Linked DNA regions of Homo sapiens: region 1 is linked to region 2. The links are chromatin contacts, found by Hi-C in ENCODE. All regions are on one chromosome and are shown on one strand. The core of a region is the stretch at or near the end of the contact, and the rest is flanking DNA. Distances in the headings are between cores, read along the strand shown. Region 1 holds the start of SNX9 (sorting nexin 9). Region 2 has its middle 79 kb from the start of ARID1B.

Region 1 (6,684 bases), core at 1,894-4,393, 1.1 Mb after region 2:
AGGTGGACAGAAGAGAGATATGCATGGTTGATCAAGTGGGAGCAGAAGACAAACGCCACCACCGGGTGCAGTGGCTCACGACTGTAATCCCAGCACTTTGGGAGGCTGAGGCAGACGGATCACTTAGGATAAGGAGTTTGAGACCAGCCTGGCCAACGTGGCAAAACCCTGTCTCTACTAAAAATAAAAAATAAAAAATAAAAAAAAACTTAGCCAGGCATGGTGGCAGGTGCCCGTAATCCCAGCTACTGCGGAGGCTGAGGCAGGAGAATCACTTGAACCTGGGAGGCGGAGGCTGCAGTGAGCCGAGATTGGGCCACTGCACTCCAGCCTGGGTGACAGAACAAGACCCAGTCTCTCTCTCTATATACAAATATATTCTATGAAAGTGGGTCTCCTCTATAACATTCATGAAGTAATGTTGATTTTGACTGACGTATATAAAAATAAAACTCCTAAGTTTAGCAGTATTTACTGGAGATATACTACCCAATTCATTACTAAAAATGTGAAAAAGATTTTAGTTATGTTCAAGATCCCTTCGGTGTGGCTTATTGTGAAAGTGCACATGTTTATCTCTTTTTTTTTTTTTTTTTTTTTGAGTCGGAGTCTTGCCCAGGCTGGAGTGCAGTGGCTCGATCTCGGCCCACTGCAACCTCCGCCTTCCGGGTTCAAGTGATTCTCCTGCCTCAGCCTCCTGAGTAGCTGGGACTACAGGCGCGTGCCACCATGCCCAGCTAATTTTTGTATTTTTAGTAGAGACGGGGTTTCACCATGTTGGCCAGGATGGTTTCGATCTCTTCACCTCGTGACCCGCCCGCCGCAGCCTCCCAAAGTGCTGGGATTACAGGCGTGAGCCACAGCGCCCGGCCATGTTTATCTCTGTTTATGTACTTTTTCATTTGTTTTTCACAGTCTTGCTCTTTTTAAAACAACAACAACAACAAAAAACTTCTAGAAATGAGGTCTCACTATGTTGCCCAGGCTGGTGTTGAACACCTGGGCTTAAGCAATCCTTCCACCTTAGCCCTCCACCATTACTTCTAAAAAATAAAACCAGGGTTATGAAATTGTTCTGGTGGGAAAAGCTTGAAGTCTCTAGTCTTCTTGCTTTCATGGTGCTGGGTGCCCAGGATGACTATTTGCATAGGATTTGCCAGATGAGCATGTGGAAAGGCCTGTCTTCACAGGTGTGCCCCTAACTTTGCACCTTCCTATCAAGGGATGCATTGTTGAACGGCTGCAGAGAGAGCTGTACCCAGCCTTCACATTTAAAAGAATATGGAAAACTCATTACTTATGACATTGCCTGAGTTCAAATCCTGGCTTTTCCACATACTAGTGTGTGCTCTTAGCCAAGTTATTTCTTCCATTGTTTATTAAAATATAACTGCTGTTTTTAAATGAAGTCATATATACACATGGTCAAAAACTCTGACAACAGGATCTGGCGAATCTTTCTCAGAAATTTTCTAGGAATGTGTCACATATTTCCTTTTTTTTTTTTTTTTTACATAAATGTACCATACATAATGTTCTTTTTATCTTTCTTAACACCTCTTAGAATATTATCATTTTCTTACGGGCTTCCTAGTATTTTTGTTTGAATGGATGTATCTTATTTACTGAAACAGTCCTGTTAACAAACACATAGGTTGCTTTCTGGTTGGAGTTATTACAGAACAATCTTTGATGAACATCTTTGAACACTTGTACAAGTGTTTGACAGGATAAATTCCCAGGAGGGCTGCTGGGTCCAAGGCTACGGTCATTTTCGATTTGAATAAGTATTACCAAATGGGCAAGTTATTTAAGTGATCCCTGAGTCGCTCTTCTTTGTAAACAGTGGACAATAATGAGTTTCTCAAATGTTTCTTATAAGGATTAAATGAGATGGGGATGTGGAAGCCTAGTATACAGCAAGCAGGCCGTCAATGAATGTTGGCCTCCCAATATTTTTTTTTACGGAGAAAGACAACTATTTATGCATATTATGATGACTATAGCTTAACCATGAGCTCAACAAACACAAAAATTCACAGAAAATTCTGCAATACCGTATCTATTTTAAACCCCATTATTGAATATAACTAGTGAAATCTCAGGTCAAATAGAATGTATTTAAGAAGACACAAACTTGACATTAAACACCAGAGATTTACATTTGATAGTTGTCTCTTCTTACAAATATATCCCTCATAATAATAAAAAAGCACTCCACTAGTATGCCAATTAAGACACATCTTCCAGTCGTGTTTTGTCCTTGAGTGAAAAATCTTGCTGCTCAATTCAAGTCATTCGTTTATTCATAACACCCATATATATATCTCCAACTCTGGAAAGAAACACTGACAGAAAGATGGAAAATTTTAGAGACCTCGTTTCCACTTCAGAGAGCCTGTTGTCCCCCAAACCTCTCGGGCCCTCCGGTATTTTTAAGCTTATCAAGATTCCAGAATGAGGTTAACGGGGCGTCACAGAACGAAACCCCCCACCGTCCCGTCCCAGGGGCTTCAAGCCAGGACCCCGGCCTGAGGGAGCCTCCGGGCAGGAGGAAGAGGCCCAGGAAGCCATCGCTCCGCTCCTTCCCAGCTGTTTATGTGGTACTCAGGGTACTCGGCCAAGGGCACGGCGACCCCGCAACACCCCAGGCGTGGGGCAAAGACAGCGGGGTTGCGGGGCTCCTGTCTGCCCGGGGCGTCGAGAGTTCCTGCCGCCCCCTCCCGCCTCATGCACGGAAAGCGCCGAGCCACGGCGTGCGGCGCCGGCCGAGCGTGAACCGGAGTCGGGGTTCGGCTACCCCGAGCGGCTCTGTGGGCCGCGGATCGCTTCCCCTGGGGCGGCCACGCAGGGTTGCGGGCCATGGCCTGGGGCGCCCGTCCGGACCCCGCCGCTGCGCGGGACGCCGCTCCCAGCCTCGACCAAGGGCGCCCGGGGGCGGCGGCGGCGGCGGCGGCGGTGACTGCCCGGGGCGGCGGCGCGGCGCGGGGGCGGCCAGGAGGCGAGGAGGCCGGGCCGCGGCCGAGGGCCCAGGGCGCGCTTCCGGCGGGCGTCGCGCGCGCCGCGGTAAATGGGAGGCTCGGCCGACAGGGGCGGGGGCCGCGCAGCCGGGGACTTTCAGGAACTGCAGGAGCGTGCGGCGCGGGAGTAGCCGAGCGCCCAGCGGCTGGGCCTGAGCGTCGAGACTCGGGGCCGAGGCGGAGGAGCGGCCGCCGCGCCGGGGCCCAGCCGGAGCCGCCGCCCTCGCCCTTGCCTTTGCCTGCGCGGCTCAGAATCACCATCCGCGGCGCGGGAGACGAGCCGGCCGTCCCGGGCCGGGGGACCCGCCCGCCATGGCCACCAAGGTGAGGGGCGCGCGGCGCAGGCCGGGCCGGTCGCTCAGGCCCGGGGCGGCGCGGAGAGGGTCGGGGCCGGGGCCGCGGGGAGGGTCGGGGCCAGGGGTGGTCGAGGGGCCACTCCGCTTCCTCGGTGGAGTCCCCGGGCGGGTCCGCGGCCCAGCCAGTCCCTTCTGGGCATGGGTGCGGCGGGCAGTGCAGACAGACCACCAGGATCGCACCGGGGGACGGCGTCGGGTCTGGGCGCGGGTTGGGACCCCGGGCGCAGCGAGGTTTGGGAAGTTTGCACCTGAGCGTGGGCTGCGGCGGGCTCGCCGGGAGGGGCCGCGGGACGGAAACTTCCCGCAGCCCGGGGAGGCCCCCGAGGCGACTGGCGCTCTGTGGCGTCCGGCGTCCCCGCCGCCCCCACGTCCCCTCCCGCTGCCGCCTGGGGGACCCTCGCCCCCGCGGGGCGGGTGGGGGTCGAGACCTCGGCGGAGAGGACGCGGCGCTTCCCGTCCCGGCCTGCGGGGGCTCGCGGCCGGGGAGGGACCGAGGCTGGGACGCCCCGCGCCCCTTTGCCTTCGCTGCTGTTATTTTTTTCTTTTGTTTTGCTACCTTTTCATTGTGAATGGCATTGCCGGCATGAATAAAATATCAAGAGGGAAATGACTGTGCTTTCGATTACGTGTTTGCCTGAAAAAAGGCCCAGGCCCGAATTACGTGGTGGAACTTTGACTCCTGCTTCGTCATTGGCTAGGAGCGGTGGTTTGCTTGTTTTACGTTATTGTTTATGAAATTAGCAGTCACTCTTGGCTACCTGAATTTTCAAAAGCCACCCTCCCCCGCTCCTTTTCCTTGGGCGTTTTCAGTAGTTACTTGATGTAGAATAGCCACTGGGGAAGTCACGGTCACGGAAGGGAGGACCTGGGGGAGGAGGCTCTATACCTGAGCCATTAACTGATCTGTGATACACTGTGAGGAGTGGGTTTACTTTTGCACTTAGTTTTTGTAATGTCACTTTGTTAGCATCAGCACCCCTTTGTCTATTTGTTTTTGAGATCTCTGAGCTACTTTTGGGTTGCTAGAAACGTTATTTTTTATTTTTCGATAGGTGTTTGCTTTTTTTGTGGAGTGTTAAGGTAGAAAATGGTAAGAAATGTGAAATCTCTTTGAAAGATCAGCATTGCTTGACTTCGGTCTGCTAGATGTTGTGCTGTGGTAAATTTTGTGCTCTGAATCCATCTAGGTGCAGCGTTTGTAGAGAAATGGGGATTCTCCTCCAGGGAACCTGTTGCTGCTGTTACTGAAATAATTACCTTCTTGTTAATATATTATTGCCTGTGCTGTGCTTTGGTTTTATTAATGCGATAGAACTTGCCACCTTTTTAACGTATTAATTTTGTGTTGACCTTTTTAAAAATAAAACTTAGGCCAAGGATTTCTAAGGAAATTTGATTTTGAGGTTTGTTGCCAGACATTCCAGAAATTACCAGTTACACATCCTAGTACATGCTCATCTTGCAACCTTAAAAGCGGTTTATAGGCCGGGCGCGGTGGCTCACTCCCACCTGTAATTCCAGCACTTTGGGAGGCCGCGGTGGGTGGTTCACCTGAGGTCGGGAGCTCGAGACAAGCCTGGCCAATATGGTGAAACCCTGTCTCTACTAAAAATACAGAAATTAGCTGGGCGTGGTGGCGCGCGCCTGTAGCCCCAGCTGCTCTGGAGGCTGAGGCAGGAGAATCGCTTGAACCCGGGAGGCGGAGGTTGCAGTGATCCGAGATCGCGCCACTGCACTCCAGCCTGGGCGACAGAGCGAGACTCCGTTTGAAAAAAGAAAAGACGAGACTCCGTTTGAAAAAAGAGAAGACGGTTTATGACATAGAGATCTGTCTAGTGGTGGTCAGTGTGTTTTTACACTCTGGTCTACTGAGGCATGTTATCTGTACTGTCCTTTAAGTGGAATGCAGTTTAGCAACTAGTGCAGGTATATATAGTGAAATTTTTATTTCATAGTTAATCCTGAACTTAATTTTTTTCCAAAAAATCGAAAAGTGGTTCTTGTATATTAATCTCGAATTGCATGTGTCTTTGATTAAACACGAGCCTTAAAGCATGCGTAAGGACTTCCTACTTCGTTATCTACACCACTCCAAAGGCAAATTCCAGTAGTTCTGTTAGTTTCTTTCGGCTGCCTAATCACTGTTCCACATGGTGCTCATTTCCATGTTTACATTGTGACAAACCATTTCCATTTTAAGAAAAAGAAGAGCAACGAAGCAGTTATTAAAAGAAGACCCTTCCTTTGTTTTCTGACATGCTGGTGATTCTTGTGTCAAACCAAAGTCTCATTTTTTAATTGTTCCCAGAGAGTCAAGTTGGTGCTTTCCTCCCTTCCCCCATATGCACACTCCTTCCCCACACCTGAGTAGTTGTGTTTTTTCTTTGTCTTCTTCAAGGGGTGGGGAGAATGTGCTTAGTAGTAATGACTAACTTTTAATAAAAATGTAGGCTCCAGTGGCACTCAGGCTGTTGCTATAAGTATTAACTGATGAAAAGTAAATTCAGTATCTGGATATTTTAAGGGATGTCGATTTCCCTTTGAATTTATCAGAGACTTGGCTATAGTATCTTCAGATACAATTTTCTTGTTTGTTCTTACGTATTAAGGATGTGGTTATCACTGAACTATTGGGATTTTTAAAAACTCCACTACTATATTTTACAATAAAAAAGGAAATTATCTTTTAGAAGAAGAACTTTAGTTTGACAGTCCTTCACTGCTAAAGAAAGTTAATCAGGGTCGGGCGCCGTCTCACGCCTGTAATCCTAGCACTTTGGGAGGCCGAGGCGGGCGGATCACGAGGTCGGGAGATCGAGACCATCCTGGCTAACACGGTGAAACTCCATCTATACTAAAAATACAAAAAAAATTAGCTGGGCGTGGTGGCGGGCGCCTGTAGTCCCAGCTACTCGGGAGGCTGAGGCAGGAGAATAGCGTGAACCCGGGAGGCAGAACTTGCAGTGAGCCGATTTTGCGCCACTGCACTCCAGCCTGGGTGACAGAGTGAGACTCCATCTCAAGAAAAAAAAAAAAAAAAGGAAAGTTAATCAGTAACTGCACATTTTAAGGGGATTATCTATTTTCTATTTCTACTCCTTACTCAGTAGAGTGCTGCATTCAGTTTAAGTGTATACACTCACTCAGTGCAATCAAGTCTTGTTTTACAAATATTAATACAAAAGCTGCAGAGCATTTTAGTCTTGACCTTTATTGGAAGCCTCCAAAGGTTATATTTCGACCCAGCCAAAATATAACCTATTTATATTATAGGTTTTATATATATATGATATATAAATATATTATAT
Region 2 (6,606 bases), core at 2,127-4,626:
CTGTCTACACAAAAAATAAAAATTAGTTGCGTGTGGTGGTGCACTCCAGTAATCCTCACTACTCAGGAGGCTGAGGCAGGAGGATGACTTGATCTCAGGAGTTCGAGGCTAGCCTGGACAACATGGCAAGACTCCATATATTTAAAAACAAAATGTTCTGGAGGATAGTGGGGTGGTTGCACAACAATGTGAATGTACTTAATGCTACCAACTTTATACTGAAATATGGTTAAGAGGGTAAATTTCACTTATGTATATTTTATCACAATTTTTTAAAGGATATGGTCTTTGCATTTGGAGAGATCTAGTCTCAAATCCAACATCTCCTAGGTATGACCTTGAACAGGTTGCCTAAACTCCATGAGCCTCAGTTTCCTCCTGTCTAATGGGAATAAAAACACCTAACTTAGAGGATTTTTATAAGAATGAAAACATAAACAGATCTGTAGCGGATTCTGTGGAGAGCCACCCTTCAGGACTCAGGTGCCACTGCCCTAGCTGCTGGGGGTGTTGACTGCTGGCGGCCTACAGCTGTGTCGCTCTCCAGGCATCCGCTCCCACAGGGAGCTGCCTAGCCCAAGTCTATAACCCCTCTTGGGAGACAGCAACTGGTTGATGCTGGTTTATAAGGTCCAGCCCTCTTGCCTCAACTGGAGGAAACTCTGAAGGGTCCTCCCAACCCCACAGCTTTGGCGGGATCAGTTGGGGGTCTGTGTTGAGATACCCCACGTTCTCCCTCTTCCCAGCCCTGCTTCTCTCTTGTTCTTCTGCTGGTGGGAGAACAGGGCTTCTGCCTGTGCATTGCCAGCTCAGAGTCTGTTTCCAGGTAACCCTCTCCTGCTTCAAAATGTTCCAAGAGCTGCCCGTTGGCCTCAGAATGAAACCTGCAATGATTGTCATTTCCTGCAAGACCTGACACAGCAGAGTCACTTACTGTCTGTCCTGTTTCTTCTCCTGCCCCTCCTCCTGCCTCACCCCATTCCAGCCGCCCTGGTCTCAGGAATCCCCACAGCGCCTCTATACTTGCTGTTCTCTCTGCCTGGACCCTCGGCCTCTGGGGTTCACTTCATTCTTCCAGCCCACCCCGTCAGAGAGGCCTGTCTAAAATATCCCCTAGCTGGGCCCCAATGCCCCTCTATCCCTGTACCCTACTTCTTTTTCTTTTTCTTTTCTTTTGTCTTTTTCTTTTTCTTTTTTTTTTTTTTTTTTCTTTTGAGACGGAGTCTCGCTCTGTCACCAGGCTGGAGTGCAGTGGTGCGATCTCGGCTCACTTGAACCACCTCCCAGGTTCAAGCTATTCTCGTGCCTCAACCTCCCGAGTAGCTGGGATTACAGGCACACGCCACCACGCTTGGCTAATTTTTTTTTTATTTTTTATTTTTATTTTTTTTTTTAGTGGAGACCAGGTTTCACCACGTTGGCCAGGATGGTCTCAATTTCCCGACCTCGTGATCCGCCCACCTCGGTCTCCCAAAGTGCGGGGATTACAGGCATGAGCCACTGCCCCTGGCTCTTTATAGCATTGATCATTCCCTGAAATGATCGTGCATACTCATTTGCTTATAAGTACTAGAATGTTTCCCAAAGGCAGGGACTTGCTCTGCCTTCTGCCCTATGGTTCTCCCAGCAACTAGAATCCCTGGCACATACTAGGCACTCCAGAAACATTTGTGGAAAGAATTAATGAATTAGAGCTAATGCACACTGAGCATATAACTCAGTGTATACCATATGTCAGGGCCTCACAGATAGTACATTATTATTTTATTATATTTCTTGTCTGTCCAATTCAGACAGAGAATGTCAGACAAGGTCCTTTTTTTGTATCCCTTTCTATAGCACCAGGCACAGAAGCCCTCCATAAATACTTCTTAACTAGACTTAATATGTTCTAAAGCCAATGGTGAGATAGAACTGAGATTATTTTTTTCGTGGCTGGCTATCAGTTCTATTTCATTTGAATGGCCAAGATTCTCTCACAGCACATCAGGTCTCTATTAAAATTAATTATGATCAGACTCTATCCATCCATCACTTAGGGAGAAAAGATGACAGAGGTGTCCCTCCAAAGTCATCCTGGCCACTCCTGGAGGTGGAAGATTGCTCTGGGGCCCAATGTGACGTGTCTTCACTCTAATCATCAAATATTTTTAAATATTACTCAATAATCTCTAAGAAACTACAAAAAGGGAGGTCATCAATGTGAGTTCTGCCCCCAAAATCACTTAAAGTCCAAACTTGGCAGAGAAGAGAGGCCCCATCACTCTGCACCTGTTCCCTAGCCAGTTCTCACGGCCCAGGGCAATTTCCCCTTTCACTTCCCCTCAAGGGGAATGTACCGCCAAGCACTCCTACCTGGTTTGACATCCCATGTTCATGGCTGGATAATGACAGAGCCCTTCATGAATTCTATGGCATGCAGTATCTTCTGCTCTGCCATGTTCAGGGAGGAGAGAATACACATGCACAGCTGAAATCCCCTAGACAGTTACCATGTATCTATCTCCGTTCAGTGAAACAAGCCTGCAGAATGCTGTGAGCATTCTTTGTTCTTCTTCCTTTTTTGCAGATGTAAGAAAACCTAAGAAAGGGAAGCCATGTCCCTACCAGTAGGAACGCTTTCAAAGGAAGGGAAGGATGTGACAGCTGGGTGCCAGGCATGGTCCTAGAGAAACTGACATCCATTTTGTACTTTAATCCACATCAGGACACTTCAAGGTAGCTGATATTGTCTTCAATTTGCAGATGAGGAAAGAGATTAAAGAAATTAAGTGATATACGTTGGGTCATGTGGATGATAAATCATACACCAGGATTTGAAGTAAGCTTCCTCTGATTCCAGAATGTCTTCTAAGAATCTGCTACACTGCAACGTGCCTTTGGGCTGGTTAGTTACTCCCTTGAGTCCAAGCTTGGTTATCTTCCTTAATAGCTCCCTCTCTGCCCTGGATCCTATTTTTAAAAAACAACAGCTATAAAAAGTTACCCTACCAGATTAAAAAAGTCACCAATCTACAACAATTAAAACAGAACGGTGAGCAGTAAAACAGCAGTTCAAATATAAACTCAGGTGTGTGATAAAAGGAGCATTTCAGATCAATGGAGGACAAGAAGATTGTTCTATAAATGGTATTGGAAAACCTGGTTAGTGAAACAATTAGTAGATGCCCAATAAGTGTTTGTAATTTGTTTTACTGTAAAATTAAATGAGATAACACATGTTCTCCAGCTTCCGCAGTGACTGCTAAGAAAAGAGAGTCAGTGTAACTTTTTGAGGTCTGGACTTCCTAAGTCTCTCATCTAGATAGCACCCAGACCTTCATTCCTTAAAAAAATCTCCTACAATACTTTCAAATTTACAAAGTGCTTTCACTACCCCATTAGTGCAGGGCAGGTGTTCTTATTCTCACTTTCTATATATGGACACTGAGACTCAAGAGAGGTTACAATCGCAGCTGGCGTGGCCGTGTGAAACTTAAAGACGGCTTCCTGGTTCCTCGTGCCATGGTCTTAACACTAAACTCTCTATATATAGTCTCTCCCCACCCCCACCCTCATGTTCACACCACAAAATTTAACAATGGAAAACAAATAACATCAATACTTTACCAAGAGCACAGTAACTAGGTTAATTTCTATGTAATCCCAATCAGTCTTTGCCCATAGCACACATTTTACAACATTATCGTCATAGTTTAATTACAATTTAGTGGCCCATTTTCCCACTTAACAATGCTGTTTACAGTTTTGTAGCAAATGACTGATGTGCATCTTTCCTGTCTCTTGCACACTTCTCTTCTTTAAAGTCATCCATGTAAATCTCCATCTCTAATCCAATTGCTCTTAAATGAATTTCGTTCACTTGAGTGACTGCATTCAGTTGTGTTCCCCTTTACAGGCAGTCATTTATCGCTCTTCCCCCAGCAAGAAGTCCTGTTTCTTTTCCCAATCCATAGGTGACTTTAAATGTTGTTTGGTTTCCTGGGCTTTCAGGATTTCTCTCCTGCAGGTGAACCGCCAGGAGCTCTTCTTCTGCAGGTTCCTGCCTAGGTGTGAGCAGCATAAGGAACTGTCTCTTGCCTTCTTGGAGTTTATGACTATGGCACTCCTGTTAAGGAATCACTCCTCACTCCTTTTTTAACCTGTGGCTTTCCAATTTCACTTCCCCAGGCCAGTCATCACTAAAACCATGACTCACCCCCATGGTTTCCTCTCTGGCAAGGGAGAAATTTCAAACCTGAACATTTTCATCACCGTTATGTATACAGTATGATTCACGGAGACTCTATTAGCGTATTAAGTAAGTCATTATTTTCAATCGTCTACACTGTATGTTAAAAAACAGAGGCATTTTACTGCATACTTAATGTTCTATTCCCCCCATTTAGTAGATGGAAATGGCCTCATAGAAACATATCTGACTCAACCAGTCTCTGTTTGGAAACAATATAGAAAGAGACACAGAAAAGATACATTTTTTGGTCAGTGCCTGTCTTAAATGCTCCATAAGGTCAAGTTCAGTCAACTTGAAATAAGGAGTTATGGGGTCTTAACAAAGTAGCGCTCAAATAGTCTGTCAATAAATATCTATTGAATGTCAGCACCCAACTCTGTAGAAATGGCTGAAGGGAAATGCTGCTAAAAGCCACCTTGTCTGACAAACACATACACTGGCAAAATCTGCCAAAAGAGGGTGACATAAAATGAAGGTTGTAATGTTTTTAAAAGGTTGCTTTTGATCAGGCTATAACTGTAAAGTGCTTTCACTTAATTAAAATAGAGATGATAAAGCTACAGAAGAACAATAATAGTAATTGGGAAAGATACTGTTGTGATTGGTTTTGCTTTCAAGCATCTCCTTGTAAGAGTTTTATGCAAGGGGAGGGGCAAGAATCATTTTTCCTAAGAACTTATTTAATCTATTGATAAGTCTCATAATTTTCTTTTCCATCATTAAGGAGCTTTTCCTGGAGAAAAAGAAGTCCAAATTTCATTTTGGGAGGAAAGAAAGAAAATTTTTAAAAATTATGATTTAGCACGTCTTAGGCTGGGTGTAACTTTTCATGACTCAGCTAACAGGTTAGGAATGGCCAAGCATGGTTGAATATTCTGCTTTTGTGAGGCGTGGGCATTGCCAATAGTTGAAAGTTATGGTAGCTGTAATTCAGAAGCGGGAATAGAAGTGTCAACCTGAGAAAAATGTAGCACTAAAGTAACAAGCCAAATTGCTGGCATTGTCAGTAGCTGTGATTTCACTGTATTGATTGTCCCCTGTGAAATGTGAGGCTCTTTATTTGAATCATTTGTATGGGTGTCATATTGGGTTAATTGCAAAGCAATTGGATTTAATAATAATATAATGGTGTATCCATGTACATCGATTGCTAGAATTGTGAGATGTGAATTGCACTTGATCATGAGGTCGGGCTTCCCGATGCTACAGGATGAGCAAGTCCCAGGCTAATCGTGTAAATTTAAGCTGCCTAGGGTGAGCTTTAACTTATATGCCAGTTTGGATTGTTATTGCAAATGCTTTATAGGCCTGGAACATGACTGGTTATAAATGGGATGGCCTTGAACTTGAATTGTTTTAAAAAGCATAGCTTCATGTTGAGTTAACAGCATGCCGTGAAGATCAGTACCAACATAAACACAGTGAATGAAGGCTTTCTGTTGGCCATGCTTTTTTGTAGAATTTCATATTTGCTAAAATTATTTCAGTTGTAGCTAAGTTGCTTAGTCCCATTAAGTAAGAAATGCAAGAAAGATGGTTCTCGAAATGGGCAGGAATTCCCTGAACAGCATGGTCTCATGCCAAATAAACAAATCAATGACCGAGTTAATAATTTCATAATAATTGAAGATAAAACATAGTTATATATTTGCACAGTTATTTTTAACGTTTAAAATTGGTGGATATGTTTCACTTTTCCAGTTGAAGGATATTCCTTTCCAAAAGGGATGAAACAAGGGAACAATAGATTTTTATGGGAAAATTCCACATCCAAGAGATGAAAGGAAAACTTTAAAAATCAAGACAAATCTGAGGAGGAAAACTTGAGGCTTTAAAGAAAGAAGAAAAAGGAAGAGGAGGAGGAAGAAGAGAATGAGAAACAGATGAGTTAGAAAATGAGAAGATTGGCTGGGCACAGTGGCTCATGCCTGTAATCCCAACACTTTGGGAGGCCGAGGCGAGCGGATCACTTGAGGTCAGGAGTGAGACCAGCCTAGCCAATATGGCGAAATGCTGCCTCTACTAAAAATACAAAGAAATCAGCCGGGTGTGGTGGCGCATGCCTGTAATCCCAGCTACTCCGGAGGCTGAGGCGGGAGAATCGCTTGAACCTGGGAGGCAGAGGTTGCAGTGAGCCCAGATCGCATCACTATGGCACTCCAGCCCATCTCAAAAAAAAAAGAAAAAAGAAAGAAAGAAAATAAGAAGACTGAGTAACCATAAATATTGTCTGGCACAATACAGGCACTCAAATGTTTTTGAATATATACTTTGATTAACTAAGTGAAAAAGGTAGTAAAAAGGTGAGTAATAAATCAAAATGTATTGTCTAGACTGTTGAGTCTGATGTTTCTAAATAGAAACAACAAATG

The links. A loop is a pair of places that touch in the nucleus more often than their neighbours do. Pooled maps may share reads with other maps.
Region 1: a pooled map shows a loop between it and region 2 (2.2-fold over the local background). The contact joins the promoter of SNX9 here to the enhancer-like site in region 2. A Hi-C loop is called at or near these places in 3 of 37 single-sample maps with no recorded cell type and 5 of 50 pooled maps.

The regions. Positions count from the first base shown.
Region 1 is chr6:157,820,103-157,826,786 of GRCh38, forward strand. It overlaps SNX9 (sorting nexin 9), which reads left to right and starts at 3,144. Exons shown (of 18, transcript NM_016224.5): 1 at 3,144-3,344. The coding sequence starts at 3,333. RefSeq lists a silencer at 2,953-3,272 and an enhancer at 3,923-3,972.
Region 2 is chr6:156,695,040-156,701,645 of GRCh38, forward strand. No RefSeq gene overlaps it. Among named protein-coding and RNA genes, the nearest start is that of ARID1B, 79 kb to the right of the region's middle. RefSeq lists enhancers at 2,023-2,072, 3,813-4,052. Within about 2 kb of position 3,377, at least 6 of the 41 ENCODE cell types and tissues checked have a DNase peak (open chromatin) inside an H3K27ac peak, as active enhancers do.